Linked DNA regions of Homo sapiens: region 1 is linked to region 2. Evidence: read pairs that join two places in POLR2A ChIA-PET (ENCODE). Cell type or tissue: MCF 10A. All regions are shown on one strand. Each heading gives the region's core, and the rest is flanking DNA. Links, peaks and the distances in the headings are about the cores only. Region 1 has its middle 43 kb from the start of SYT14. Region 2 overlaps UTP25 (UTP25 small subunit processome component).

The links. ChIA-PET counts read pairs that join two places held together with the same protein. Peaks named below come from ENCODE experiments on the same cell type or tissue, not always from the same donor. Only the 100,000 strongest peaks of a DNase experiment are listed, where the experiment ranks them.
Region 1: POLR2A ChIA-PET joins it to region 2 with 14 read pairs; 2 of 35 experiments call an interaction of 5 or more read pairs at or near these places.

What each region holds. Positions count from the first base shown.
Region 1 is chr1:209,887,236-209,903,513 of GRCh38, reverse strand. No RefSeq gene overlaps it. Among named protein-coding and RNA genes, the nearest start is that of SYT14, 43 kb to the left of the region's middle. RefSeq lists enhancers at 4,495-5,022, 6,920-8,119. In MCF 10A, for the core only: no CTCF peak of the experiment used is centred there; a DNase peak (open chromatin) is centred at 7,573.
Region 2 is chr1:209,833,055-209,849,332 of GRCh38, reverse strand. It overlaps UTP25 (UTP25 small subunit processome component), which reads right to left. Exons shown (of 12, transcript NM_014388.7): 4 at 15,975-16,148; 5 at 14,170-14,258; 6 at 12,122-12,532; 7 at 10,205-10,424; 8 at 8,278-8,480; 9 at 6,886-7,068; 10 at 6,638-6,750; 11 at 5,637-5,882. Among named protein-coding and RNA genes, the nearest start is that of UTP25, 13 kb to the right of the region's middle. RefSeq lists an enhancer at 9,235-9,529. In MCF 10A, for the core only: no CTCF peak of the experiment used is centred there; DNase peaks (open chromatin) are centred at 9,272 and 10,582.

The DNA of each region.
Region 1 (16,278 bases), core at 4,277-12,276, 55 kb before region 2:
CTATGAACAGGGGCCTCCCATGCATTGTCACATGAGAGACAGTAATAAGGTTTGGATGTCTCTTCCTGCCAAATCTCATGTTGAAATGTGATTCCCAGTTTTGGAGGTGAGGCCTAGTGGGAGGTGATTGGATAATGGGGATGGATCCCTCCTTAATGGTTTAGCACCATCCTCTTGCTGATAAATGAATTTTTGCTCCTTTATTTCACATAAGATCTGGTTGTTTAAAAGTCTGGGACTTCCCTCCCCTTCTTGCTCCCTCTGTTACCATGTGATATGCCTGCTCCCTCTTCACCTTCCACCATGATCGTAAGCTTCCTGAGACCCTCACCAGAAGTAAGCAAATGTTGGTGCCATGCTTGTGCATCCTAGAACCATGAGCCAATTAAACCTCTTTTCCTTATTAATTACCCGGCCTTCAGGTATTTCTTTATAGCAATGCAAAAATGGCCTAATCCAGATCGTAAGATCCTGATTGATTTAGACTAATCAGAACCCTGGATCTGGTAGTGGGGTCAGTTTTCTCCCAGTTACACTGGGGAGGTAAAAAAAAACAAAAACAAAGGTAAAGGTAGGAGGAGGGAAAAGGGGACTGGTTGCTTTGTAACCAGCAAACACCAGCACACTAGTTGTTTCTGTTTTTTTTGTTTGTTTTTTAATTCAACTTTCCTACTTCACTGTATATATAATTCTAGAGTCTCCTGAAATCCATTGTCAATTTAGGAGCAGTGTAAATACACACACACACACACACACACACACACACGCACAAATATTTTCAGAAGGTTTTAACCACAGTTCAAGGACTCAGTTACAGTTACCTATATGTACTGGTTAAATAGCTAGCCCTAGTTGCTAGGTAGCATATTAACGAGTATGTATTTAATCTTGTGTTTGTGTATAAATTTAATATTCAGTTGGTTAAAATATTAAACTCTGCTAATATGTGGTCAGCCTTCCTAGTTTGTTAGTCTTTAAACTAGCGGCCTTTCCACACCTTTCTAAATGTTAGAGAAGACATTTGATAGCAGGAAAAGTATCTCACTGCCCACTCTTCCTCTACCTAGGCTTCTTATTGTAATTCCTTCCTTCCTCCCCCTTGTTCAGAGAAGAATGTGTCTTCTTCTCTGTGCTATCCAGGAAGTCAAGAAAATGAGAGGTTATTTTGAAGATAAAATCTGAAGAAATGGCAAAGAGGAAAATCAAGAAACTATTAAGTGAAGGATATTTATGATCCAATTTAAAATGAAAAACTGTCAGGAAGTATAAGCTACGGTATAAATAAGAACATATAAAATACATCCAAACAAAATGCAGGTATCATAAAAATATACAAATGACATTTTCACAGCACTATCTTAAGGCCTTAAGAAAGACCCAGCAATATCATATCAGGCCAAATAAAACATGAGGACTCACCTCTATACCTGGGATTTAATTGAGACTTCTTCCTAGGTATTAACTTTAAGTGACATATTAAATATTCCTCAACTCGAGTTTATTCAGATAATCAAACTTCTGGTAGGCATACATTTGGTTGTGATAAATGTTTATCTCCCTAAAACAAAATGTAGTTATGGCTTATAATGATATTAAAAATAAACCAAAAATAGTCAATTTTCTTGAAATATTTCAGGGAGGCTTTATTCTTTGCCTGAAGTATAAACCATAACACTAATTGAAGAATATTTTATCTCCTTTATATATATTTTCTTTCATTAAAAATGAATTGAATATTGTTTCAAAACTGCAGGATATAATTTTAATGGCATTTATGAACACTTAAATTTGTTTGCAGACTGAGAAAATTAGTTCATGAGTAAGCCTTTGAAAAACTCAAGTAGCAACTTCTTAGAATACATAATGTTATGAGAGATGACTGTTTTGTGTATTAGCATTTTTAGGGTTTTAATAATTTAAATCAATTCCTTCTTCCCAAAAGTTAATGTTTTATATAATATGAATTGCAGATAAGTTGAAATTTCATACATTATTTTCCCTTTTATTTATAGAATTACAGGCAGTGGAAAACAAAAATAAGATATGCAGATTTCAAGTACCAATGCAGCATATGTATTCTGAAGCGGCCTCGGGGTAGCAAGGCAATTTGACTTGTTAAAGCTAAAAAGTAGTTGAAAACACAGAACAACAAAAATATCCTGAAAATGCTACCAGGATGTGACTACCACACCCTTCCTGCATTAGGCTATTTTTCAGGAATGATAGTTCTATATTGTTGTTATTTTGCTTTGGGTTTATGGAGATGGGATTTATCAACTGTTCCTGTAGCAATAGTTTTCTTCTTGGTATTTGCTCTCCACCACTCCAAGTTCAATCATAGTGCCCATCGAAATCTCTACAGACATCACTAATTTGTGATGTTGGATATCACTAATTAAGGTTAGCGTACCAGAAATACTTGGAAAAAGACTGAGATAGACAGTTACCTGCAGAAGGTTTATTGGGAATACTCTGGGGAGAAACACATGGAAATAAGTGAGGAAAGCAGGAAGATTGGGCAGAGGGAGAAAGTGACTCACAATGAGGTAGCTCCTGAGGCTTCTGCTGATCCCACAGGAATCCTGGAGCCCAGATTAAGGCAAGGGGGTTGGCCTTTATATGCCCTCATTCAGCAGGTCATTGGCCATGAGACACTGCTGACAGGGGCTGTAGCCTTGGGTGAGGCAGTTCCATGAAACCCAGGGGATGCAGCTGTAGATACCCCCAGCAACTGGAAGATGGGTGCTGTGGCCCAAAAGAGGGGACTTGGGGGAACAACACAGTATCCAATATGTTTCACTCCTTGCATCACTCAGGTTCACTTGCTTTCTGGAGTAAGTTCCTTCTGGCAACAGCTCCTCCAGAATTGCTAATGAGGTATAAATGTGTTAACTAGATACTTGAACAGGTAAAAAGGAACTCTAAGATATTATGAAGTTAGCATCAAAACACTACCACCCCTACGGCTGAGGGAACAAAAGGAAGATATTAGAATGACTAAACCCTGGAAGCTGAAGAGGAGCAGCTCTGAGAAGCCAAAGCTCAGACTTGAAGAGGAGATACTGTTTGGGAGGAGGGCCTAAGTGGGGCTGGGACCCGCATCTCGGAAAAGGGGCACCTGCTGGCTAATGCTGGCATCTTTGAGGGGGATGTGATAAAACTCATTCTGTAAGTGTTGGGAAAATGGCAAACTGCATTTTAGCTGCTACTGTGGGACAGAACTGCTGCTGTTGGGATGAAGTTCCACAGAAGTGATGCTCACAGGAAGTCCACGGGAAGCAGGTAGTTGGGCTGCTTTGAGGACTTTGTCCTCCCTCCTCCAGCCTTGAGCTCTTCCTCTAGCACCCCCTATTGGCAGAGCCCAACACAGAGCTAACTGGCAAAGCGGACTGTTTTGCAGAGTCCCAGCTGAGCATCACAAAGCTGGGTATCATAGGAGGGGTTTGAAGTTAAGAGGCAATGACTTAACAAGTACAGGAATGTTTAGAATGGGTTAGAGGACTGATTCGAGAAATGTTTCATTGAGGACACAGGTTTTGGACTCAGACTCAGGTTAAAATATCTGCTCTTCCACTTACTGTTGGGTAAATTCAGTGATTATCTTAATTTTCTGTGTCTCAGTTTCCTCATCTGTAAAGTGGAGTTAATATCTGCCCCATGGGGTTGTTGTGGGAGGTAATGTCTATGAAACACCCAGCAGTCAGCTTGGCTCATAGTAGTTGCTCAGTAAATGAGTTGTGATTATTACCATGGGGAAGACTGAAGGCAGAGAGACCTGTGAAGACATTTTCAGTAGCACAGACTTAAGCTTTCTGCACTATGAACTATGCTGATGGTAGCAGGAATAAAAATAGTAGGATAGATAGATGTAAGAGACCTTTGAAAGAGAGAGTCAAAAGAACTCAATGACTGTATATATACATATGTATACATACACACACATATATATATATGTTGATTCCTATGGCGGATGAAGGAAAGGGAGAAATCATCAAATCAGCAATGATGCCTGATTCAAATGGACCTTTCTAGTGGCTTTGGGCCAGCCTAAAAAGATAACTCCAGTAATCAAAGTACATTAAGTGCTTAATAATTGTTTCCTGGATGTTTGTTGAATGCACGTTAAACCATTGTTAAGGTACTGTTTTGAGAGGTGACAGCGTGCTGGCAGTCCTCAGAGCCCTCGCTTGCTCTCGGCACCTCCCCTGCCTGGGCTCCCACTTTGGCGGCATTTGAGGAGCCCTTCAGCCCCCCCACTGCACTGTGGGAGCCCCTTTCTGGGCTGGCCAAGGCTGGAGCCCACTCCCTCAGCTTGCAGGGAGGTGTGGAGGGAGAGGCACGAGCGGGAACCCGGGCTGCGTGCGGCGCTTGCAGGCCAGCTGGAGTTCCGGGTGGGCGTGGGCTTGGTGGGCTCCACACTCGGAGCAGCCAGCCAGCCTTGCTGGCCCCGGGCAATGCGGGACTTAGCATCCGGGCCAGTGGCTGCGGAGGGTGTACTGAGTCCCCCAGCAGTGCCGGCCCACCAGCGCTGTGCTCGATTTCTTACCGGGCCTTAGCTGCCTTCCCGTGGGGCAGGGCTTGGGACCTGCAGCCCACCATGCCTGAGCCTCCCACCCACTCCATGGGCTCCTGTGCGGCCCCAGCCTCCCCGACGAGCACCAACCCCTGCTCCACGGTGCCCAGTCCCATCGACCACCCAAGGGCTGAGGAATGCGAGCGCACGGCGCAGGACTGGCAGGCAGTCCACCTGCAGCCCCGGTGCGGGATCCACTAGGTGAAGCCAGCTGGGCTCCTGAGTCTGGTGGGGACGTGGAGAGTCTTTATATCTAGCTCAGGGATTGTAAATACACCAATCAGCACCCTGTGTTTAGCTCAAGGTTTGTGAGTGCACCAATCAATACTCTGTATCTAGCTGCTCTGGTGGGGCCCTGGAGAACGTGTGTGTCAAAACTCTGTATCTAACTAATCTGATGGGGAGGTGGAGAACCTTTGTATCTAGCTCAGGGATTGTAAAAGCACCAGTCAGCAGCCTGACAAAACAGGCCACTCAGCTCTACCAATCAGCAGGATGTGGGTGGGGCCAGATAAGAGAATAAAAGCAGGCTGACCGAGCCAGCATTGGCAACCCGCTGGGGTCCCCTTCCACACTGTGGAAGCTGTGTTCTTTTGCCCTTTGCAATAAATCTTGCTACTGCTCACTCTTTGGGTCCACGTTGCTTTTATGAGCTGTAACACTCATCGCGAAGATCTGCAGCTTCACTCCTGAACCCAGCGAGACCACGAACCCACCAGGAGGAACGAACAACTCCAGACACCCTGCCTTAAGAGCTGTAACACTCACCGCAAAGGTCTGCAGCTTCACTTCTGAGCCAGCAAGACCACTGAACCCACCAGAAGGAAGAAACTCCGAACACATCTGAACATCAGAAGGGACAGACTCCAGACGCGCCACCTTAAGAGCTGTAACACTCACCGCGAGGGTCCACGGCTTCATTCTTGAAGTCTGTGAGACCAAGAACCCATCAATTCCGGACACAGTTGTAAATATACTAAATCATAAATTGTTAACTCACTAACTTACTTTTGCTAAATGTATGACAGATCGTGGTGAATCTGGTATACATGTACCCTGTTGGTGGTACAGTAAATTAATACAGCTCTTTTGATAAACACTATATAGGCTAGTTATCAAAAGTGATTTAAATGCTTACTGCTTTTGACTCAGTAATTTAAAAACTGAAATTCATAGGAAGAAGTTGAGAATATGGTACCTCTATGACTTTAGATGATCAACATAGAGGCAGCTACTACTGATCTCATGAAGTGTCCTTTGGCAACAAAATTGGCTTGATCCAAAATGCTAAGTTTGATGTACTCTTGTGCTTATTTTTTGCCGAGTCCTGCAAATGAACCAATAGGCATTTTGAAATCGAGAGTTACGTAGCCACTCTAACAGAAGGCGCCCTTCCTGTAGCTTGGCTATGTAATGACTGCCTTGTAATTTACAAGTCATATGGGTTCTGTCCGCTAAGTTGTACGCTCTTCCAGAAACATTGTGAGCAACCCACTTTAAAAAAATCCCTGAATGACCCGGGCTCCACCCCTCACAACTCTTTAGCTTTAGGCTTGCTCTGTCTCTTTCCTCCTCTTGCCCTGCTATGCTTCCTTCGCTTCTCTCTTACAACCTTAGCAAAGTGTTTCTGCTCACAAGACCACCAGCTTCAGCACAGCATGGACGCCTCTAATTCAAAACTCCGTCCTGATACATTGTGAACACTATTTTAGTGGTTGTTTGCAAGCCTCTGTTGACACTTATGAAAAAGTAGGTCAAAGGAGTAGAAATGCATGCAGCAATCACTCAGTATGGCCCAAATAATGCCACTAAAAAAATCTGTACAGTCATGATGTTTAAAAATATTTCTCAAATTATACTGATGGTATGGGGGTGAAGTCTGGCAAATTTACTTCTCCTTCTATCCTTGCCTCAGATTCACATCCTCCACGTCTTGTCACCTTCTCCCCAAAGCCTTCCCTGTCCTCTTTAGATTGTTAGAGAAGCACTGTCTCTATGTTCCCTCAGTACACCTAATATTGAACATACCTTTATTATAGCATTTCTTCTTCTGAAGTAATGATGCTTACATGGTTGTGTCCTCTTCTACACTGTATCTCAAGGTGGCATACATTAGGTACTTAATGAGTGTTTGCTGAATGTTTGTTGAATGAATTTATCTCCTTGTGTAATGCTAACCCTCATCAGCTTCCAATTATCCACGCTAATGGAAGGGAAGAGAGGTTTAGGATGATGTGAAATAATTGACAGTTCTAAAATCTGAGATCCCTGATTCAAAAGGCTTGTGTACTCAATAATGCAGTCACACACACACAAACAGCCATGCAGCTAGGAAGGTTTTAGAGGAAGAAGTCAACTGATTCAAATCCTCTCCAGGGTGGATTCGCAAGTCATGGGAAACAGTAAAACTGATGTGTTGGGTTTGCTCTGCCAGAATGCCTTTGCACCAGATACCCTGCATACCCTGTGGTCAAATGTCTTTTCCTGTCATAGCTACAAGCCAACAGCTCCATTGCATTAAAATTGCAGGTAGTTAGTTATATCCTATATGCTTTGACGTCAGTTTAATGCTAGGGCACGTAGAAATAAGGGTGAAGAGGGTAAGCTGGTCTTTGTCCTTGGGGAGGGCCTTGAGTACCATGCTCAATAATGTGAGTTTGAGGAGCCAGTGAAGGTATCCGAGTAAGAGAGCAATATTCATATAAGTGGTTATTGAAGATCCTTGGGTGGCAATGTGAAATGTGGATCTGAGGCAGGAGGAAGATCAGTTGGGAAGGGGTTCAGAGAACAAGTAAAGAAGAAAATCCTGAAATGGAAGTGAGACAGAGCAGGGACCCCTTTTAGGATCCTGCCTTCCCACCCCCAACCCAAGCATGGGAATAAAGGAAAATCTTGAGTTTCTTCAAGGGAAATTCCAGGCACCTAGCTAGCCTTGAGAAATAAATGAGTAATCTAATAGCTTAAAACAATAGCCAAGAAAGTTAGAGTCACAGGATGTTTGGTTCTCTAGAGAAACTAAAGATAACATCTTAACATACCTCGTCCCTGAGTTGTTTTTCAGAAACCTGGACCCGCCCCTACCTTCCCCCGCACCCCACCAAATGGAAAATACTGTCTGCTGGCATGTAGACCTCAAACGGGAGAACTGAGGACTGAACTCTATCATTCTTTGTTCTAAATTTCTTCCTGAGGGCCCTGGAGAAAGTCATGCCCACATGCTAGATCTTAACATTCTTTTCTTCCAACCCCAAATGTTTAGACAAAGCTTTGCTTCCTTAGTGAATTGCAAACCAGAGAGTCTTTGAATCCACCTGTGACCTGTAAAGCCCCAATTCGAGATATACCACCTTTTTAGGCCAAACCAATATATAACCTCCATGTATTGATTTACCATTTTGCTTGTGATTTCTGATTTCCTGAAATTTATCTCAGCCTTTGAAAAAACCTTGCTTGAGGCTGGGCACGGTGGCTCATACCTGTAATCCCAGCACTTCGGGAGGCCAAGGTGGGAGGGTCGCTTAAGCCCAGGAGTTCAAGACCAGCCTGAACAACATGGTGAAACCGGTTTCCATTTCTACTAAAAATACAAAATTAGTCGGGCGATAGTGGTGCATGCCTGTAATCCCAGCTACTCTGGAGGCTGAGGCAGGAGAATCGCTTGAGCCTGGGAGGTGGAGGTTGCAGTGAGCTGAGATCACACTACTGCACACGCTGAACGTGGATGACAGAGTGAGACCCTGTCTCAAAACAAACAAACAAACAAACAACAACAAAACAACAACAACAAAAAGCCTTGCTTGTAAGCCATCAAGTAGGTCAGGTCTGAAGTGTAAACTGCCAGATTCTCCTTGTTTGGGGCCCTGCAAATAAACATCCTCCTTTCTTTTGCTGCAAAACCTCAGGGTGGATGTTTAGCTTTACTGCACAGCATAAGCAAATCCATGTTTGGTTCAGTAAGAGAAGCGGGGAGCATCCTCCTTTGAGGCAGAAAGGGAAAAGTGAAGGATTAGTGATAAAGCACAGTGAGTCCAGGGAAGCTGACAGGCTTCATATGATGCGCGGTTAAGAGGGGAACGTTAAGGGAGGAACACATAAGGTTTCATCTTTCGGAGAGCACTTTGTTTTGAAACTGGCATTGTGGGGAATTTTAATGGTGAGCTGAAGTCAGCACGATTTGTGATTTTTATCCAGCAAGAACTGTGACCTTAACAATTCCATCTAGAGGCATCTGCTTTGAAAAAAAAATGGAAGAAGGGAAAGGGCATTGCTGTGGGACCAGAGGTGATTGCTGGCGGCTTCTCCGCTTACCTCATTAAAATGCCTCTTTGCTTCTCTTGATCTCTTTTCCCCTTTAAACCACTTTGCAAGAGCTGAGATCTGTATTCAACACTCATTAATTCGATTCATAATTATAGAGTACCTAATATGTACATTATTCAAGGTGCTGGGGTTAAAGCAATGAGCAAATCACATTAGGGAACAAATTCTACTCTCAGGGAATTTATATTCTATTTGGGGAAACAAACAATAGAGAGGTAAATAATAGTAATTCTAGACATTGATTAGTACAATAGAGAAAGTAGCCTGGATGCGGGGCTCACACCTGTAGTCCCAGCACTTTGGGAGTCCGAGGCAGGTGGATTGCTTGAGCTCAGGAATTCAAGACCAGCCTGGCCAACATGGCAAAACCCCGTTTCTACTAAAAACACAAAAATTAGCCGGGCGTGGTGGCACATGCCTATAGTCCCAGCTACTCAGGAGACTGAGGCATGAAAATCACTTGAACCCAGGAAGCCGGGAAAGGGAGGCTGCAGTGAGCTGAGATTGTGCCACTGCACTCCAGCCTGGGCGACAGAGTGGGACCCTGTCTCAAAAAAAATTTCAAAAAAAAAAAAAAGTAAAGTAAATCAGGGCAATGGGACAGATGTGGATGAGGCACCATTCAAGCCTGTGGTCAGGGAAGACTTTTCTGAGAAGACAACAGCTGAGCTGAGATCAGAGACAAGAAGCTCCAGTGTGTGAAAACCCAAGGCAAGGTCCTTTTGGCTTTTGGGCAGAGGGAACAAGTGTAATGGTTCTGAAGTGGGAACAAACTTAGAGCATTTGAGGAGCAGCAAGAGAACCAGTGTGGTTGAGTTGCAGTAAGCAACGCGGGAGCGGGCAGATGAGTTTGGAGACGCAGGAAGCAGGAAAATGTGGTAGCCAGAGTGCTGGCTGAGGCAGTAGAAGATTGCATTCTCCTGCAAAGATTTCCCCTGTGACCCAAGGACACTCGCCCTGGGTCTCAGCTTCTTGTTACAAGATGAGAGGCCTGGGCAAGATGATAGGAACTCTAGCCTGCCCAAGAAAGAGAAGTACTTAATGCTGTTTATTTAAAAGATGAATCTTTAAGGCTTTTGCAGCCTATGTTCTATGCTTATCAGGGCTCTCTGCAACCTAGCTCCAGGTTCCATAACAGCATGTTTCTCTACCTTTGGGATTCTTTAGTTGGGCTGTTCTTTTCCCTGTTCCCAGAATACCACAGACCCATGGAAGGGTTGATATTGCAGTTTTGAGTCTGAAAGAAATCTGAAGGCAGAATTTCTTCTTCCTCAGGGAACCTCAGTCTTTTTTCTTTTTTTTTTTTTTAATTTATTTTTTGAGACAGTCTCGCTTTGTCACCCAGGCTGGAGTGCAGTGGTGCAATCTTGGCTCATTGCAACCTCTGCCTCCTGGGTTCAAGTGATTCTCCTGCCTCACCCTTCTGAGTAGCTGGGACTACAGACATGTGCCACCACACCCGGCTCATTTTTGTTTTTGTTTTTTTTTAGTATAGACAGGGTTTTGCCATGTTGGCCAGGCTGGTCTTGAACTCCTGACCTCAAGTGATCCACCCGCTTTGAGTCTTTTCTCTTAAAATCTTCAATTGATTGGATGAGACCCACCCACATTATGGAGGGCAATCTGCTTAACTCAAACTTTACTTATCTAAGTGTTATCACATCTAAAAAATACCTTCACAGCAACATATAGACTAGTGTTTGACCAAACAACTGGGTACCATAGCCTAGCTGGGTTGACACATAAAATCAACCAGCACAATGAATCTTCCTTCACTATACTCAGCACAAGTCCACTGTGTGCAGGGAGCACTTGATGAATAGTTAACTAAAGGGCTGTAATTAGTGCTGTACATCCATTCATTCAGCAAACACTATGTTTAATGAGCACCTACTTTGGGCCAGGCTCTGTTCCAAGAGCTGGGCAAATGGCAGTGAACAAGACTGATAATGATTAAGTCTATTTTTTATTCATGTGCTTTGGCATCTTATAGATCCAGTGTGAACAGTTTTTGTTGTTGTTTTTATTATTTTGTTTTGTTGGCTGATGTAGAAAAGTTATCATAAGCATAATCCCTTTGTAGGTCTACTCATTAAAGCTGTCAGAGTAGGATTCTTAAAAAAAAAAAAAAAAAAAAAGAGGTTAGATAATTTGCTTAATTGCATTAAAGTACAGTTGGCCTTCCATATCCGTGAGTTCTGTATCCATGGATTCAATCAACCACAGGTAGAAAATAATTTGGAAAAAGATATTGCATCTGTACCAAACATGTACAGACCATTTTTCTTTGTCATTATTCCCTAAAAACAACTACTTACATAGCATTTACATTGTATTAAGTATTATAAGTAACCTGGAGTTGATTTAAAGTATACAGGAGAATGTGCATAGATTATAAGCAAATACTAGACTATTTTTTACCAGGGACTTCAGCATCTGTGGATTTTGCTATTCGGGGAGGTCCTGAAACCAATCACCTATGAATACCAAGGGACAACTGTGTATGACAGATAGATAGAATTATAAAAATGTCCCCTCAAGATGCTTGTCCCTGGTTAGTCATGTATGACAGATAGATAGAATTATAAAAATGTCCCCTCAAGATGCTTGTCCCTGGTTAGTCAAACACTAATCGTCTTAATGCTGAGAAGGTATTTTACAGATATAATTAAAGTCCCAAATCAGTTACCCTTGAGTTACAGAGATTATCTGTGTGGGCCTGACCCAGTAGATGAACCTTTTAAGAGCAGAGAGTTTTCTTTGGCTAGCAACAGAAGAGGAGTCAGAGATTCAAAGCACAAAGGGGATTCTATGCACCATTTCTGGCTCGAAGAAGGAAGGGGTCATCTGCCAAGGAATGTGAGTGACCTTAAGGACCAAAGAGCAGCCCCCCACCAATAGCCAGCAAGGAAATGGGACTTCAGTCCTACAACCACAGGAATAGAATTCTGTCAACAACCTGAATGACCTTGAAAGCAGATTCTTCCCAGATCCTCCAGGGAAGAGCCAGTAGGCAAACACCTTGATTTTGGCCCTGTTTGATCCTGTGTAAAGAATCCAGCAGAGCCCACACTCTGACCTACAGAACTGTGAGCCAAGAATTGGATGTTGCTCTAAGTTTGTGATAATGTGTTATGCAGTCACGGAAAACTAACATAGAGTATACAGCTAAATAATGATATGGCCTGTTTTAAAATCTTATTTTTTTAAAGTAGCTGAGAAAGTAAAATTCTTTCTCATTTTAATAATCTTTGGCACACATCTGCATAAAAGAAGAATGCTTTCTTAATGTGGTCAGTGGTATTTACTCATGAAAATACTGCAAATCTGAGACACACCAGTCCTGTTTTGGGTAAAAAGAAGTTTACTGCAAAGTATTAAGCCATTAAGCTAAAAGCAAAATAAATTAATGAGGATTCATAACTTATATCCACTGTCATATGTTTACAATATTTAGTATCATCTTTATCATGTGATATAAGGATGAGTCATAATATGGTCAAACTCCTGGTGTTAAATACCCCAAGGACTAAAGAGCTCATGAAGGAAATGAATAATTTGTTAATGCTTTAGAAATGAAGGCTTCAGGCAAGAAGAGTTTTGCTTCCTTTTCTTAATAAATGTAGATGGATGTATTTCATGATAATTTAATATTCCTGGAATAAACTCCCACTTTGCATCTGGCAAGTTTCTCCCTTTATGTTCATTAAATTTTCCTCTAGATCTACGCCTCTCCCCAAACCCCTCAGAGCCACCAAAATACACCCTGAAGGCAACGTAGGCTCAAATGCTAACTTCTGAGTATGAAAAGGACATAGGAGCAGGAGGGTTGTCAGTGATGGTCTGGATCAAAACACCCATTGTTCTAGACGAGGAAATGGAGGCCCAGGAATAGGCCTTATCCAAATCACAGAACAACTGGTAGTGGAACTGGAACTCAAACTTTATTTTTAAGATGATAAGTAGAAATATAAGTAAGCCCGCCTAGATTGACTTTTGTCAGAATTAACTTGCTAACATGTATGAGCTATTTGTGACAAAATTAGACTACATAGTTTTTAGTTTTGAATTCTAGGTCCCTAAACAAATATTACTGAAGGTGTCTCCATCCTCCTACTTTGGTAACTGTAAAATGAATAAATTTCTAGTGGCAGGCCATCTTTGAGGGTTGTTAGATAGTATTTGTGTGTATGGCTTTAAAAATCACTGAAAGGGCCTGCAGATTCGCTGATCCATGAAAGTAAGGTTAGCCTTGATATAGAACAGACTAAGATGGAGAAAGCTCCTAACCCAGCAACAGAGCCAGCAGTTCTGGATGTAAAACCACCTTCTTTTCCTCTCTGGATTCTGACTCTTAGATAATACACATAAGCACCGCTAGCCAAAAAAAGACAAAAATATTAGCTTTATCAACACTTTGGCAAGTGCCCAATAATCTCTACAATATGAGAATCTGTGGTACAACTTCGGATAGAGAAAAGCTGCTTGAAACTGGTGCCAAACTGGGGGCTTCTCACTTCTGCACTGGAATCTGGGCCTTGGGACAGGCACGAGCCTCCAAGGTGAGGAATGTGTAGAGTGCAGAGACTCTGAGTTTGCCGTTAATTCACTAAGGCAAACGGCCACAAGGTTTGTCACACACACTGTCACAAGCAAGACAGACCTAGTTCTCTCTATTGCATGGGCAAGGAAGATGCAATGGGCTCTCTTCACCTAGAAGACAGATAGATGTGGAAGCCCGGACCAGACGACCTGCTAGGCCTGGTTTCCTGTTTTCGAAGCCAATAGCCCTGCTCACTATAAAAATTAAAGAATTAATCTTTTTTTTTTTCTACCTGGGGAGGAACCAGTAGAGTGGATATTTGAACAGTTAGTGAAGTTACCTCCTGTATAGAAATAAGTGGGAATGTAAGAAGAGTAATATGATGTCTCCTTCAAAGTAAAAATGTTATCTCTTTAGACAGAATTAGAAACCAACTTTGTTTCAATATTTCTGAGAACTCTGAACCCAGAAGAATTATTGATAGAAACTTCTGGGAAGTTGATCGAGCAAATAATTGTTCCTCACCTTGGCCTGGCATTTAGGTTGCCTCTCTAGCAGAACAGTAGACAGGATTGAGAGGTGACAGCGTGCTGTCAGCCCTCGCAGCCCTTGCTCGCTCTCGGCGCCTCCTCGGCCTCGGCGCCCACTCTGGCCACGCTTGAGGAGCCCTTCAGCGCGCTGCTGCACTGTGGGAGCCCCTTTCTGAGCTGGCTGAGGCCTGAGCCGGCTCCCTCAGCTTGCAGGGAGGTGTGGAAGGAGAGGCACGGGCGGGAACCGGGACTGCGCGCGGCGCTTGCGGGCCAGCGCGAGTTCTGGGTGGGCGTGGGCTTCGCGGGCCCCGCACTCGGAACGGCCGGCCGGCCCGGGAGACAGTGAGGGGCTTAGCACCCGGGCCAGCAGTTGCGGAGGGTGCGTCGGGTCCCCCAGCAGTGCCGGCCCACCGACGCTGGCTCGATTATTTCGCCGGGCCTTAGCTGCCTCCCCGCGGGGCAGGGCTCGGGACCTGCAGCCCGCCATGCCTGAGCCTCCCCCAACCCGCCGTGGACTCCTGTACAGCCTCCCCGACGAGCGCCGCCCCCTGCTCCGCGGCGCCCTTTCGTCCCATCCACCGCCCAAGGGCTGAGGGGTGCGGAAACAAGGCGCGGGACTGGCAGGCAGCTCCACCTGCAGCCCGGGTGCGGGATCCACTGGGTGAAGCCAGCTGGGCTCCTGAGTTTAGCGAGGACTTGGAGAAACCTTTATGTTTAGCTAAGGGATTGTAAATCAATCGGCACTCTGTATCTAGCTCAAAGTTTGTAAATGCACCAATCAGCACTCTGTGTCTAGCTAATCTAGTGGGGACTTGGAGAACTTTTGTGTCTATCTCAGGGATTGTAAACGCACCAATCCCCACCCTGTCAAAACGGACCAATCAGCTCTCGGTAAAACAGACCAATCGGCTCTCTGTAAAATGGACCAGTCAGCAGGATGTGGGTGGTGCCAGATAAGAGAATAAAAGCAGGCTGCCCGAGCCAGCAGCGGCGATCTGTTCTGGTCTTTTTCCAGCTGTAGAAGCTTTGTTCTTTTGCTCTTTGCAATAAATCTTGTTGCTGCTCACTTTTTGGGTCCACACTGCCTTTATAAGCTGTAACACTCACCACGAAGGTCTGCAGCTTCACTCCTGAAGCCAGCGACACCAGGAACCCACCAGAAGGAAGAAACTCGGAGCACATCCGACCATCAGAACAAACTCCAGACATGCTGCTTTTAAGAAGTGTAATACTCACCAGGAGGGTCCGCAGCTTCCTTCTTGAAGTCAGTGAGACTAAGAACCTACCAATTCGGGACACAGTAAGACATAAACACATAGATATTTATGGTACAAGGTGGAAAGACATAAATGCTACATAGTAGAAGCAGAAAAAGTGCTATGAGAATCCAGAGATCAGAGAGACTGAATATAGTCCTTCCATGTCCCTGGGTTCCGCATATGTGAATTCAATCAACCAAAGATCAAAATTATTTGAGAATAAAATAAATAAAACAAATTTAAAATATACAGTATAACAGCTATTTACATAGCATTTAAATTGTATTAGGTATTATAAGTAATCTAGAGATAAGCTATATGGGAGGATGTGCATAGGTTATGTGCAAATACTACATTATTTTATATAAAGGATTTGGGCATCCATGGATTTTGGTATCTGTAGGGTCCTGGAACCAATCCCCTGATGATAACAAAGGACAACTGTACATGTCCAGGAAGAGGAGGTTAGGCTTCATGAAGGAAGTTAACAAGTGAAATAGGCCTTGAGGGATGGGGATAGACTGTGGGGATTTAGGAAGGGAATCCCAGGAAGATGAGGAAAACATAGGGTGTGCATAAGAAACTGACTTTTTAGTTTCAAAAGAGATGGGAAGTACAGGCCGGGCGTGGTGGCTCATGCCTGTAATGTCAGCACTTTGGGAGGCTGAGTCGGGCAGATCATCTGAGGTCAGGAGTTCAAGACCAGCCTGGCCAACATGGTGAAACCGCATCTCTACCAAGAATACAAAATTAGCTGGGCATGGTGGTGCGTGCCTGTAATCCCAGCTACTTGGGGGGCTGAGGCAGGAGAATCACTTGAACCCGGGAAGCAGAAGTTGCAGTGAGCCGAGATTGCACCATTGCACTCCAGCCTGGGCAACAAGAGCGAAACTCCGTCTTAAAAAAGAGAGAGAGAGATGGGTAGCACAATGGAGAATTAAGGTTAGGAAGATAGGTTGGAGACAGACAGTGGGAAGTAGGGAGAGAGGATGGCGTTTAATGATAGGTGAAGAAGTTTAGATTTTATGCTGGGGAGCCAGTGAACAGTTTTTT
Region 2 (16,278 bases), core at 4,793-12,792:
AAGTTCCTGCACTGATACAAGCAGAGTTCGATTAGGGAAGAAGCTGTATACACTTCACCACAAAGATCCCTCACAGATAAAAGGTGGAGTCTGGCTGCCACGGAGGTAGCGGGGCAGGAACCCTGAGAAAACCTCACCCCCAAAGCTTGGAATAAAAAGGGCCTGCCAAAAATTGAGCTGGACCAGGAGAACCCCCTCCCCCCGACTTCATGCCTTGCAAGGAGAAACAAGAGGCCTCCTGTGAGGAGGGGTCTGAGTGTGGAGTGAGACCCTCCTCTGGCACACGTGTCAAGGCCTCAGTGACAGCTGAGCAATCAGGACACTGAGAAAAACCCTCCAGCACCCGAGACCCTACACCAAGCCCACTGTCTGCTGGAGGAATTTGAGGTCTGTGGTGTTGGGAAGGTATCTACAGTAACAATCAAATCCTGACTAGATTGATAGCACCCACACCAGTGGCCTACGGAAGGGGTGCGGCCGGACATAAGTATTATTTACTTCAGCCTCTACATTCCATTGAAAGTTATAGAAGACACAAAAAAGCAAGAAAAGACATCCAAACAATGAGGTATCATTTTGACTATCACATCAGTAGCAATAATTCAGTCTATGGAGCTTTGGAGAAATAGGTGAATGGAGCATAAATTACTTTGTCTATGAATTCAGGAGAAGATATGGAAAAGATGCAAAGGAGCAAATAAGTGGCAACGCATGACACATTTTTAACTGTGTACAGCCTCTGTGCTAACGAGTTTTCCTTTCAAAATCTATCCCAAGAAAATAACTAGGTAAGTATTTCATCAAAACATATGCATATGGATGTTTTGCGTATTATTATATACAACAGCAGAAAACAGAAAAAAAACCCCTATATGCCCACTAAAAGGAAGCTAGCTTAATTAACCAATGTAATACTATGTAGCCATTAAAAACAATGTGATGTTTACCTCACACGTTACTTATTAATTACATACACACACTAAGTGATTTTAGTGATTTGGCATCACCAAGAATGAGACAAAGTGACATTACGTGCCTTCTGATGAGATGAGGTAGAAAGTACGTAATATTCCCTAAGTAGAATTCTTATCAAAAGATATTTATTCTAAATCAGTCATCCCCAAACTGCTGCACATTGAAATCACCTAGCTGGTTGTTTTTTTATTTTTTTTATTAATACTTAGGTTTGGTCCCCATCCCAGACACTGCGATTTAATTGGTACTGGGATGTGACCTGGGCATTTGGATTTTTAAAAGCTTCTATTCTAACGTACGGCAAAGTTTGAGAACCACTGATCTAAATAACAAGGGAACAATTAGATAAATCCAGACTGTGAGACATACTGCAGGAAACCAGATTGGACTCTTCAAAAAGATGTCGATGTCATGAAAAAGTAAAAAAGCAAGAGAGTTATTCTGGATGAGGGTTTCTCAGTGTTAACACTGCTGACATTTTGAGACAGATAATTCTTTGTGGTTGGGGGCTGTCCTGTGAACGAAGGTGTTTCACAGCATCACTGGTCTCAACCCACTGGAACCACCAGAATAATCCTCCAGTTGTGATAACCAAAAATGTCTCCAGATATTGCCAAATGTCCCTGAGGGAGCAAAATTGTTCCCCAATTGAGAACTAAACTAGATTAAAGAAACAAAAGCAGTAAGTTAACCAAATGCTATATATGATCCTTACTGAATCCTTTTTGGCCGGAGGGGAAAGAGCTATAATGGTCATTTTGGTGACAACTAGCAAAATCTGAATATAGACTAGATATCAGATGATATTACTGTAGTAACATCAGGTAGCATGATAATGGTGCTATGGTTAGATAAAAGAATGTTTTTGTTTTTAGGAGCTACATGCTAAAATATTTAGGGGTGAAGTGTCAATGAAGACTCACGCTACTTTACTTTCAAATGGTTCAGGAAGAAAAAATAAGAGATGTGAGTGGGGATAGAGAGAAGATGGGTATGTGCAAATGTGATAAAATGAGAACAGCTGGTGGAATTTGGGGTAAAAGCATTTATAAATAAACAGATGTTTATTGTTAGTCTCTTAACAATTTTCTTTCACAATGAAATCTTTTCAAATAAAAACCTGGGGGAAGAGAGGATGTCGTAGAGCTATATATAGTAACTTAAAAATATACACAAAAATCCACAATATACAAATATACAGGCCAAAATGTTAGTCTTTGAATTTTTTTAAATGAGCACATAAAACATCTAAGACAAAGGAAAAAAAAATCCTTAAAACAAAAAAAGATCCTAATTTTAGTATTGTTTTTTAAAAAAACACGTGTGTGTGTGCACGTGTGCATGTGCACACATTTTTCACATAAAAAAGATGGAAAAAAATTACCAAAAAGAGTATTTATATCAGGGCAGTGAGATTTTTAACCTAAAATTTCCAATATCTCTACAATAACTGTGAAATACCCTCACAATCAGGAAAAACAAAACAATAAAACTGTTAAGTGTTATATTAAACACACACACATGAAAATCTGTCTCAGTCCCAATGCAACCACAATAGAGACTGAGTATCTCCTGGCAACAGAGAACATGGCCAGGGCCTCTTCCAAGGGGCAGTTAGTGGCAAGTCTCCATAGCTTGAGCACCCCTTACCCTGCCTTCCTCCTCCCTTATATATGCTTTGTTTTCAGTGACTCCTACAAACACAGCCTAATCACCCTTACAGTACCTTCCACATGTCTATTTCACGAGCCACTGTTAAAGACAAATGAGGCAACCACAATGAACTTGAAAGACTGGCTCCTTCCTACGGTCCATAAAGACCAAGTCTACTACTTCTAGAACTGGGATTCTCCTGTAGGGGAAGGGAGTAATCAGAAATTCCCAGCAGCCTTTCCAAACTCCACAAATCCCACCTCCAGTTTCTGACTTGCCTCCTGGTTGAGATCCTCCCTGCTGTGGAAACCCACTGATAACGCACTGGAAAAGAGCTGTGACCCATCACTGGGAGGGCAATCATGACCAAATGTTCATCCAATTCTAAGATTCTGCTAGTTTAATCTTCCCCACATAAAACAAATCTTCAGGTTAAAAAATTTTTGCTAACTCAAAAATGAATTCTAATCTTCCTAACATTGCCAGCTGTCATAGAGAATATAAAAACAGAGTCAGATACTACAATATAAAATACATGTACATTTTCTGGCCGGGCACGGTGGCTCATGCCTGTAACCCCAACACTTCTTGGGAGGCTGAAGTGCGCAGATCACATGAGGCCAGGAGTTCAAGACCAGCCTGGCCAACATGGCAAAACCTCGTCTACTAAAAATACAAAAATCAGCCAGGCGTGGTGATGCAATTCTGTAATCCCAGCTACTCAGGAGGCTGAGTCACGAGAATTGCTTGAACCCAAGAGGCAGACGCTGCAGCGGGCCGAGATCACACCACTGCACTCCAGCCTGAGCAACAAAGTGAGACTGTCTTAAAAAAAAAAAAAGAAAAAGAAAAAGAAAAAAAAAGTACTTATTCTAAGGTCAAATTAAAAAAAAAAAAATCACAAAGGCACTGCACACCAAAACATCCATCATCACCTTGGTGATCTCTCGAGCAAAAAATTCTATAGCTGGAAACCTTGAGATAATTAGCTGTTGCAGAACTCTAAAGCACATTATTTTCATTCATCTTCTACAAAAGAAACACCAATTAACCTGGCCCAGGGCATAAAGCAAATGGCATATGCTGAGATTTGTCCTTATCGTGACTTTGAGGGCAACATGGCTTGGTAAATAGACAGTGTAATACAGGAGACTGTCCTGCTTACAAAGGGCTCCATGCCCTGTCCTTGAAAAGCTGCTGAGATATTAAAGAGCTTAATTCCCATCCCAGCTTAATTCACAGTTGCCATAGACAATCACACTGGGAAGTTTTCCAATCCATCCACTTCACTTAAAGGGCTTGCTTTCATTTGTCAAGATGATAGAAAGCTAAGAGCTTTTAAGACCTGATGAGTGCAACTTCCCCAAATACTTTCCAACATGAATGGAAACGACAACTTACTGGAACAGAGCAAATAATGAGGGCAACAAGCAGGCATTCATTAACACTCTTTGGCCAAGCAGCCTTCTCTGGGTAGCCAAGAATGGAGCCTGGGAAACACAAATTTAATCAATCCTCAACTCTCTAAGAGGTCATGCCATGCCAGCTTTGCTATGCCTAGGCAAGCTGCTGGGACGCCTCCCTCCCCATCCTGGGAACAAGGACGTTATCTGGGGAGCACCATCCTAATCGTTTTAGCATAAACTAAAAGGTAATGCAATGCCAAAGTGCATCATCTAATGTGCTCCAAAGCTTGGGAGATTTCTGGCGTATCTGTTTAGGATTCTCTGAGAAAATGCACCCATTGTGAGTTAATAAAACAGTAAAGTCAGAACTTAAATCCACTGGACATTATTGTGAAATCAGGATGAGGTAACAGAATGTAATTTACATAACTCTACAGGCAAGGGTTAAAAAAAGCCTTTTACATATTATGCAACCATGAAAATTGAAAATAAAAATCTAAAAAATAAAAAAGCTTTTTCTATTTATCAACAGAGAGAGACTTAGCAAAACAATAAAATACATGAGCTCTAGGGCCAGAAGGGCCGCCACTATCCCAAACAGTAATAGAAGGCTCAGTATTACTAACCCTCTAATTAGAGTTGGTTTTTTTTTTTTTTTTTTTTTTTGAGATGGAGTTTCGCTCTTGTTGCCCAAGCTGGAGTGCAATGGCACGATCTCAGCTAACTGCAACCTCTGCCTCCCGGGTTCAAGCTATTCTCCTGCCTCAGCCTCCCGAGTAGCTGGGATTATAGGCACACACCACCACGCTCAACTAATTTTTTATATTTTTAGTAGAAACGGGGTTTCACCATGTTAGCCGGGATGGTCTTGAACTCCTGACCACAGGTGATTCGCCTGCCTTGGCCTCCCAAAGTGCTGGGATTACAGGTGTGAGCCACTGCACCTGGCCTGAGTTTTTAAAAAAATAACATGAAGACCAATCAACTTATTTTGTCAAAGTCACCTGGTAGGAAATCTAAGCAAACGCTGAAACCCTTCAACATTCAACTTGAAGCCCTTACCCTTTTACCTCCTGCAAATGTCAAGGAGCCCACGGTCCTAGTTCTCCTTGGTAGGGAGTATCTGTGCATACCTCAGGAACACCGCAACTGTCTGGAAACTGACACTGTACTCAGCCTCCATCTCCCCAGAAAACACAGTTCTCAATGCTTTTGTCTGTGCACTGAGGGCAAACAGAGGGAAAAAGTCTAGACAGGGACAACTCAAGTGAATACAGGGAAGGTCCCTCCCCTTCCTTGTATTCATTTGAGTTGTCCTGTAATGTCCTTCTTGCAGTGTATAACCACAGCTACATGCCAGGTCTATAGACAGGGTATGCTTTGGTTTCTACATCCTTCTTCAGCAATGCCCATTTTGGGAGAAAACCAACTAACCAACCAAGAAGAGTCTGTCCAAACCAAAAACTCTCTGGCTACTTTGTAAGAGTGCGAGAGTGAGGGATGATCTCAACACCACGAAGCCTGCCATGCATTCAGAGCAGGCCATGATTTGTCCTGCACCTCCCCTTCAGAGAGGAGGCTTGAAACCTGGCACCACTTTACCTTTTGTAGAAATGGAAGCGCTCTGTGAAAAGTAGAAACTGTTTCTCTCCTTGAAGGAAGAAGTGTCTGGCCCTGGAGACACCAGACTTCTGCGTGTACTCGCAGATGTGGGTAAAATTCAATTCCTCCTTCTTGAAGTAATTTCGAAGACGCACGAAGTCAAAGTAGGAGGGGATATAGATGAGCGTGTGAGACATGACTGCATCACGATACTGTGGCAAAATCTTGTTCACAAAAAAGTTAAACCTGATTTGGAATGGCAAAGGGCAAAATTAATGTCTAGAGCTAAGCTTATGGTGTCTCTTAACTGTGTGACCCTGAGCAAATTACAATCTCGTGTTAAAAGATTACCTCCCCAGAGGCCAATATGATTTACCTCCTCTCAAAGAGATTATGTAAGGATAAAACTTGATAAGCACACTAAAAAAATAAGTGTCAACACTATTCATTGTAAAAAACAGATGTAATACCATTATATCCCAGAGAATTACTCTAGGAAGTACACACCACACTATTCAGTCAGTCAGTCAGTCACTCAGTCACTCAGTCCAACAGTCAACAAATAATCACTGAACATCTACCATATACTAAGCCTCACTAAGCTTCTTTGGGGTCCCCTAACTAAACACAATGAAGAAAAAGGGGGAAATTATACAATTAGAAAAATAGTTCTTTCCCTGAGGGGCTTACAATTAACTTGCTGACATGAGACACTTTGTAGCATAAAGCTGTATAATTTTAAAATGCCACAGTCAAGAGTGAAAGAGTCCTGATTTATAGTAATAACCCTGCTACTAACTAGTTATGAGACCTAGGCCAAAGTCACTATTTCTCTCTGTGCTTCAGTTTCCTCCTCTGACAAATGACATAATTAAGTTCAATTATCTCAACTGATTTGGTAGTTATCAATAAAAGCAAAATGGAATCCAATTCTAGGTTTGTATGCCCAAGTCAAATCTCTCTATGTGGTCCCCAGGGGCCTGCTGGGAGGAGTGGGTTACCTGGCATCAATCACTGAAGCTAGGTTTTCAGCTTCCATCCTCTGGAAGACATGTGGGAGCTGCACCAGGACATGACTGATAGAGCCTGTCATTGGGACATTCCTCACGGCCACCTGCCAGTAGTCAACAAGAGCGTTAGGTGGACAGCCATCCCCTTCTTGACCAGAAGCTATCGCCTCCTTCTACCTCAGGACCCAAACAATAAACAGTGCTCATGAAGATACTGAGGAAACAAGACGAGAACCCACCTGGCCTTGCATGTTGACACAGTACTTGTTGAACACTGAGTTGATCTGGGCATCCTGAAGGGCCCCAAATAGCAGTGTCTGGCGATAGTACTTGGACCAATTATTGAGGCTCCACATCCGCACTCGAGAAAAGTCTACCCCATGTGAGTCCAGGGGTAGTAGGTTCATGTGATTCATCAAATGCTTTGAGTGGAAATAATATTACCATTAGTGTTGACTGAGAGCATTTACATGTTGGACATTGCTAAACATTTTCCGAGTCTATCAACTCATGTACTATCATCTCCTAAATTATAACAAGAAAACTGAGGCTCACATGGGTGAGTGACTTGCCCATGGTCAGCCAAACATCCCCAATGAGGAGATAAGCTAAAACTGGCCCTCCTGGAATTTTAACAAATGATCAAAATGGTACCTACAGGAATGTTCCTTTAAAATGAACTTCTGAAATGCCACACTGGTCTCTCTATGGGTCCCTAAGTCCCAGACTTGGACAAGAAGGGAAATGCCATGGAAAACAGAGCTGCTGTCCCTCAATTACCTGGTTCTCAAAACATTAGGAATAGTTGCAGTGTCACCCTGTCTTTTCCTCAAATCTAAGAATATAACTCGACTATGCCAAATGCCTTTTCCATTTTAATTATATTTTTACCTTGTAATAGATATTGAAGGGTAATGAGTACAATAAATTTATTTCCTACTTTAGAAGTAAGTTCTACCCTTCATTTGTCCCAAACTTCCTGCAAGCTTCAAGACATGGGGTTGTAGAAGGGGTGAGTTCCCATATGCCTTAGAAAAATAAACCTATAGTTCCTAAATAAGGATTGTTCCAAAGCAGTTTTTCAGTCCTAAAACTGATAACACTGCAGAGTGTGTGGAGAAGGAGAAAAAAATTACAGTACAAATTACATCGGGTAATAAAGACATCCTATATTTCTCTACAAAACAAGATCCCACCTTAAAAAATCTTGAGCAGGGTATTCCCATCTTCACCAAAGACCAAACAAAACAGCATAAGCAAAAACCACATGTGGGATTATGTTAGGTAAAGATGTTCCTGGTGAGGACCCATCCATCCATCAACCTATCCCATCCACCCATCCACCCACCCTAAAGTTAGTAGAAAGAAATTTTAAGGGAAAGAAATCTTTTCTGGAGATTTGAAAATGACTGACAGGAATTTTAATCTGTAGACAGTTTAATTATGGACAATCTCTGGGTAGAAAAGGGGACAAAAGACTTTTTCAAATTAGAAAATGTGGAGTGTGTGTCCTTGCTTCCAAACAAGAGTTCTAATCTGGACTTAAATAATTCTTTAGGACTTAAACCACTGGGTGTCTTATCCCTCTAAATATGAATACTGTCCCACTGAATGTGAATGGCCAGCATTACCAGGACATGCTCCCAGTTCTGCATCAGGTAAATGTCAGCTTGATCAATGATGAGAAGCTCGATAGAAGACAGAAAGTCAAAATCTCTCTTCTTCTCTCCTTCTCCACCAATGATGGTCCTCAAGCCCAGGGGGGAAGCAATGAGGATATCCGAGGAGTAAAACGGGGCATAGAGTCGGATGCTTCTCTGAAGTATTGCCACTCCTACACAAAACAGCCAAGTACACACCAATTCATTAGTCACTACCAAGCCATTACCTTCCACCCTCTCAAAGCAGTCCACCACTTCTATTGCTTCCACATCTCTTTTGTTCCTCTTAGCATGTAACTGTGCTCAACTGCTTTAATTATTAAAACATAAGAACAAGAGAAATCTCTCCCTTGCATCTATAGTCCCTTCTAGCTTCTACCTTCTCTTCCTTTCCGTCACTATCAAACTGCTCCAGAGAATTCTCTCTACTTTCAAATCTCTCCTTCACTTCTCACTCCACTGCAATCCGGCCTCTGATTCTCAGGACTCCAGAGAAATGACTCTTGCTAAGGTCCCCACAGTCCTCAGTCACCAACAGGATGAACACTTTTGAGAGCTTCTTATGAGGAAAGTACAAACGGCACAGAATGTACTAACAGCTGCCTTGCAATGCTCTTTTCCTTGCTAATAGTTTCCATGACTTCAACTCTCACTTTTGCTTCTATCACTGACCTGGCCCTTGTCTGTCCTTCCAGATCCAAATAACTCTTCTGCAAACTGGTGGATTCACTTGTCAGCTCTGCTCTCGTGCTGCATAAAGCTTTGGGTTAACTGACTCACTGATCATGGCTTTAATGTCACCTTCACACAAATGTGTATTTCCAGCCCATATCTTTTTCCTGAGCTCCAGAACAATATACCAACTGCTTCCTGGACAGCTATATATGTTCCAAACAAAACACGAGCTCTTGTCTCCTTATGCCTTACATTCCACCATACCGAAGCCTGTGTGAATCATAGGTCATTCCAAGCTTAGTCACCCTGATGCCTCTGCAACAGGCAGTTTCCTGTCTGAAATGTTTTCCTCCACTCAGCCACCTCCCTTTGAAACTGGCTGAATCCTACACAGGTTTCCACCTAGTACAGATGACACCTCCACCACGACATCTTCCCTAACCACCCTGCCCCCATTTTGGGTAAGGGGGTTTGCTTTAAATGCTCCGAGAACAACCGTTGCACACATATCCTGCACTGCCTGCTCTGTCGTAGGCTGGATTTCCTTAGCAATGGGAACTATAACTTTTATTTCTATATTTATCTGTAGATTCCCAGCTTCTTAACAGTGCCTGGCACACTGTAGATACTCAATAAGTATTTGTGAATGAGCATATGTGACTAATGAACATTTCCCCAAGAACTTTACTCTATAAAAGGTATAACCAACCAAAGTCAATGGGAGCTGAATGAGAGACAAGCAAAAATGTGAAAATTTGGGTGGAAGTCATGTGTGGAGATTATTCAGGGTAGGCATCTATGTAGCACACAGGAGAAAGTCCACCTTTATGTAGAGACAGTCATTTTATTCAGCCTCCCCAGAATGACCCCATCAGCCCCATCACTTCCAACATCCTAGAGAACCCCTTGTAGCATCTATCTGCTACCAGCTATGGGTGTGCTTTCACACTTCTGTTATAAACTTGCTATAAATTTCTGTTATAAATGTACATGTGCCTTTCATATATGGCCTCAGAGATCCTCCCGACTCCACTGGCCTAATGTCCACCCCATTAGCCAAGGCAAGACTCTCCCATGGCAAACAACATGTCTCAAAGGCACACTGGTTCTGTTAAAGAGGCACAGTGAGTGATCCACTGGGAAAATATCTAATTCCAGCTTCTGGTCTCCAGCTATGTAGACCTTCACACTTTAGGTCTCAAAGTTGATAAGGAAGAATTACCAATCCTGAAGTGGTCATCAATATTGCCCACAAATACGGCTTCATAATCCTCAGGCCTCTTCAAGTTGGGTGGTCTCTCCTCGGGATCTGATCCATATTCTCCCTGAAACCTCTTTTTGTTGCTCACAATGATTTTCTTCTTGCTGTCACCCTCGAGGAGGCTGATGAAGAGCTGCACCACCCGCAAAGCAGCTTCCCGGAATGGCACCACTATCAGTACCTGTGCAGACAGCAACAGCAGCCTTAGTGGGGTAAGAGGAAGGAACAGGATCTTGAGGTGAAACTGCTGAGGAAGTGGAGCTAAAAAGCTCCATGTAGAGCAGTGGCCCCCAGCCAAGAAACATACCTATGTTACCCGCTTTGCGCAGGGCTTGGCTCAACACCAGAAACTGAGCACCTTTCATAACCCCAGCACCATGACCTGCGGACTTCAGACCCATCAGTCCACGTGAGACATTTCTCAAGCAGAATTTGGAAATACCTTTTACAATAAGCCAATGCCTCTAACAGATACGTCTACCAGTAAAAACTCAAGGACATAAACACATGAGCTCTTTGAGGGAAAGATTTCTGTGTCTCCCACAGAATTAGTGCAATATTTTTATCCTAAAGACACAGTGAATAAATACATGTCGAATAAATAAATGGAACAAGTAGAGAAGAAATAAAGCGGGTAAGAAAAAGGATTAACACATCATTACATTTCTAGTGCATTCTCTATACAGTGTTTCAGAAATGACAATAAAGCATTTCTAAAAAAAAATGACCACAATTAATGGGAAAAACAGGACTCAGCTTTCTAAGCATATTCAAAAATATTTAAAGTTACTGTTGAGAATAAAAACCGAAGATGCTTAAAAAATGGTTAATTTCTAATTTCCTATTGTAAACAATGGACATAACCCCAGTTAAATCACGTAATTCACCAAATTATAATATGTTTCATAGATAATCTGCCTCTTATTCTTCTATGTAATTCTAAATGGAAACAACCTTATAACCCTGATGTTCAAGCCCCAAGGAGTGCAGTGGACTCAGCTTGGTACAGTTGCAGAGATGGTGGACCAAGATTTAAGAGGACTGGGTTATTGTTCCAGCGGTGACAGTAAGCGTCGGGGCTTTGGTTTCCCCCGCTATTACACAAGGGAGTTTGACTAAGAAATCTCTAAAGGCCACATTAGTATCAAATTTCTAGAATCCTATTAAACTCAATGAGAAAATTCTAAAAAGATGAGGCTTCTTCAATACGGAGAGATGCAGTTCAGGGCAGGGGGACAAGTCCTGGTTCTATAACATCATGAATAATGTAGATAAAATTGAAAGCCATTTCCTGTTAAGGCCTCAAATCCACTAGAGCTTAGACTTATGAATACAAACGCATCACTTTAAGCAGCAATAACTTTACAGTGGCAAATGTAAATTTTTGCTTTCAAAGGCTGACGTATGTATGTGGCTTAGTGAAGAGAATCTATGGTTCTTGTCTCATCTCTGCTATTCTTTCCCTGGTTCTCTTTAGCAAGGCCCTCTATGAATTTCTACGAATTTGGGGTTGTCCACAGCTGTAATATGGAGGGATTGGATAAAAGGCTCATTAAGGTCCCATCCAGCTTTGACAACCACAAAGAAGAGATTTATAATGGAGTTTTATTTATATACTCTGGGTTTATCTTTAAGGAAAGTGTCATGAAGTGCCTCCTTCTCGCAAGTTTCCAGCTACATCCACTGTCAGAAACAGCCCACTAAGCTGCTGCAGTGCTGCTCTGACACTACCTGGCCTACTTAATATGCTCACATTTGGGCTCATTCATTATGCCAGTCAATTATTAAAATACCCAAGTTCCTGCTAAGTGTCAGGCACCTCTATGGCAGTGCCTTGCAGCCACCTCCTCGAGAGCAAAGCTTTCCTGCTGGACTCACCTTGGGCCTTGTTAACCCTTGGTCTCTGAAGTCATCATCATCACCCACTCCAAACTTCTGGCTTCGGCGTCTGCTATTGTTGCCAAGCACCTGGGCATTGGCTTTGAGGATGTGATTTATCACATGCAGGCAATACACATGGCGGATCTCTTCCCCGTTCTTCAGAGCAGTCCTTTCCGGGTAGAACAGGTCCCGGTAAGAATTCATAATTAAGAAGAGTTCTTTCTGGAGGGGGGTGAATGGGCTGCTTGATTTTTGGGGACCAGATAGGAACTGGCTGTTGGTCTTAGTCCAGGTGGATTCCAGAGGCTTCTGGAGATGAAGTGACTTTAAGTCAATATCCTTTGGGGGTTTAAATGTTTCCAACTTCTGAAACTTAGAGGAAAAGAAAAGCTGGCCCAGAATAGGCCACTAGGGGAGAAACAGATCAAGAGCCAAATTAGAAATGAATAACAGTAAATTACATTCACATAGTACTATATTTAGCGAATTTTTTCATGATTTATAGATCATCTCATTTAATCCTCACAACAGCCCTGCAAGGTAGTTACCATGATACTCATGTTATAGTTTAGGAAGCACTGAGGTTCATACAGAGGTTGTATGATACAAAGTTTACACAGAAGAAAATGGAGCTGAGGGCTAGACCCCAAGGTTTCTGACTTCAAATCTGAGCTCTTCACCCTATCAGTTGTCCCACACTGTTCTGTGGAATATATTCTGGGAAGAGTCAACATTCATTCTAGAAACAAAGGGGTTCCATGGTCAAATACCCTTGATAAACATCACAAAACTTAATTCCTCTGAGGGAGATTGACAATGTACACTCGATACTAAAGGTGTTGACAAGTTCTATGACAAGAAATCTGTCCATTTTGTTTAAATCCTAAGGAATACTATTTTCTATTTTGTGGGATACAAGTTTAAGAATTTTTGCATTATAGCTAAATTGCTGATCTAAAAATAGGACAACCTCAGCAATAAAAAGAAATAAATTACTGATAGCTGAAATAACTTGGATGACTCTCCAGGGAATCATGCTGAGTGAAAAAAAAACAATCTCAAAAGGTTACATGCTGTATGAGTCATTTAACATTTTTAAAATGACAAAATTATAGAAATGGAGACCAGATTAGTGGTTACCAGGGGTTAGAAATGGGGGTGGGGCAGGGTGCAGAGGGAGGCAGATATGGTTATAAAAGGGCAACAAGGATTTGTATTTTGCTGGAAATGTTCTGCATCTTGATGGCAGGAGTAGATACAGGAACCTATGCATGATAAAATTGTATATAAATATAGGCACAGGCATATGCAGTTGAACAGGAGTAAAACCAGATCTGAGTAAGACTGGTAGATTATATCAATGTCAGTTTCCTGGCTGTGACATTATACTACAGTTCTACAAGATTTCACCACTGAGGAAAACTGGGCAAAGGGTACAAGATGTCTTTGTATGATTTCTTACAACTGCATGTATATCTATAATTATTCCCTCAATAAAAATTTCAATTAAAAAAAGGATGACCAACTCTCATGAATGGCATCAGTGGTAAGAACAAAGAAGCAAAAACTGCCCAATATCTGGATAATTTATTTGTGGACCTACCTCAGATATTTCAAACAAATGAACAACAGTAGTACCTACTGTTTTAATGAACACTGTTTTACTGAACACTATGTATTAGTAAACTATTCTATTTTGAGATAGGTATTATTATCCCCCTCTAGCAGACTAGAATAGTGAATAGCAAAAAAGCAGATGAACTTGCCTTGGGTCAAAATGTGATAGCTCCTTGAAGATGTTGGTCTCCAAATCCACTCTTACCCATCATTATATTATCTGGCACCCACACTCCAGCTTCCTGGTGCGTTTTCTAGCTACAACTGTGCCCCACTAGGCTCTTCTAGCCTTCCTTATGCCCTGCTTCCCTATCAAGCCATCTACTGCAGGTGTATATCATACATTCTGGGAGGCCACTAAAACCCAAGACCACTGTTTTATTTAGAGCTTTCTCTATTTGTGACCGGGATGACCAAGCAACACTTACTTTAAGCTCGTGGGTAGTTTTGGGATTTGTGGCAACAGCCTGAATTGCTTTTTCTTTCAGTTCTTTGTTCACATGTTGAAGAAATGGATCTAATTCAGAAATAAAAAATGTCAGCACACTATGCAACTACAGAGGGGTTTTGTGGTCTTCCCCTGTGAAAGACATGTTGATCTTCATTGTGTTAACTCATCCTTTTCTCCATTGACTTTCCCCACCCTCTGGCCAAGTCCAGAGCTTAAAAACTTCTGAAAGGTTCATTTTCCTAAAACATTTCTCTAATTATATTACTTCCCAGCTTGAAAACTTTTGAAGAAACTTCTCAGCCTGGAATTCAGAGCACTTTAGGATATACCTCCAACCTGCATCTCCGTTATCATTTCTGGACTATATGGCCCTCAAATTCTTCTGCCTCTGTGCTTTTCCTTCCTTCAACTAAAAATTCCAGCCTCTCCTTCACTTCATTTTTGCATATCCAAATGTTATCAATTTAATGTTACCCACTGAATCACAATAAATACTTCCCAGGCTTACTGTGTTAGGCACAACGTTGGCTCACCTTGTTCCCTAGAGTCATCACTTTCTCAAGTCTCCTACTCTGCCCAACCCACCCATTCCAACACATATACATATATACATGTCTTATCTAGCAGACTGCAAGGTCTCTAAGAACAGGTTCCATGTCTGATTGATCTTGCACTGGGACACACAGATATGACCAATACTCCACTGAATTGAACAAATGATCCACATGATAGCATCTGCACTCCAAGTAATCTTTAGTATTCTGAGCTAGCCACCCAACCTTCTCTCCCAGTCCCACTCATAAGAAACAGAACAAAGTTAAATGACCCATCCAAGCATCCAAACAGTAAAATTTCAAATGAAATGCATCTTGTATTAAATATCTAAGAGTGAACAACAGGACATAAGAATTCTAGATGCTAATATATCTGTATGAGCAAAACAACCACAGAAATTATGGGACAGTCAAGCTTCCTAATGTTTCCTCCAAAGTTTCTAAGTTTTAATGGTTCAGAATGGAGTTTGTACTAAAATCTACAAATTCTACCTGTCACTTCTTCTCCTGCAAAATAACCAACAGAACTAAATGAGTCAAATGAGGATTAAAATTTCTGTTTCATTAAAGGTAAAGCTGGGTTGAAGAATGGCAATGAGATCAATGAAGGCAATCAGGATACAGAACGAGACCAACCTGACTTGCCCACCCAGACACTGGCTGAGAAACTGGACTTGAGACAGCAGGAACCCATCAAAGCCCGCCATAGGCACGTCTTGACCACGTGACTGCCATTTGGTCACAGGAGTGGTCAAGAGTCTGTGGGAGGCAGGAGACACAGGGTAGGGCTTTTTGGCTTTTGAGGGTCTCCCTGGTAATAAAGACCACTCAGATTAGCCACCCCTGGGTCTTGCAAATCTGAAAAATTACTGCTCCAAAAAGGAACAGCAAGTGAGGGGTAGAGGAAGTATTTTTTCCTCTTTTTCTTTCTCTTTCCCTACTTGGGGAGAAAATCAGAAATCTTCCCCTGACTCCAATAATGAAAATGTGAGGCCTGGGAAGCTGGCCTTCCCTACCATCATTCTTGTTTGTTCTCCTAAATGTCCCGTCCAACCCCTAAACACTGAGAAACACAAAATACCTTTTAGAATTATTTTTCCCAGCTCTAGATCTAGCCACTAAACTGTTTTTATTGCTGTTTGTTCCAATAATAGATTCAATGTGTATTAGTACACAAATTCCATACTAAGCACCTGGTGAATTCAAATAACACACACTGTGCTATGACCTTGAGAGGCTTTCAAAGAAGAGTTGTCTCCACTTTCCTCTTCCAGAAAATTGGTTTCCAGGCTGAACAGTGACTCGTGTTTTGCATCTGTGAACTCTTCGGGGGATGTTTGTGATGTGCCCGGTGGCTCTTCCCCATCTTCTTTTCCCTCAGGGTCAGCAGATAAAGCTACATCTGCAGTTTTGAGAAACATTTTATAAAATTATTTACTCACAAATTATACTTCTGTTGACAAAATTTATTTCCTTAGGCTATACCAACAATAGCGTTCATTGATACTATTTATATTTAGGTAAATTCAGGT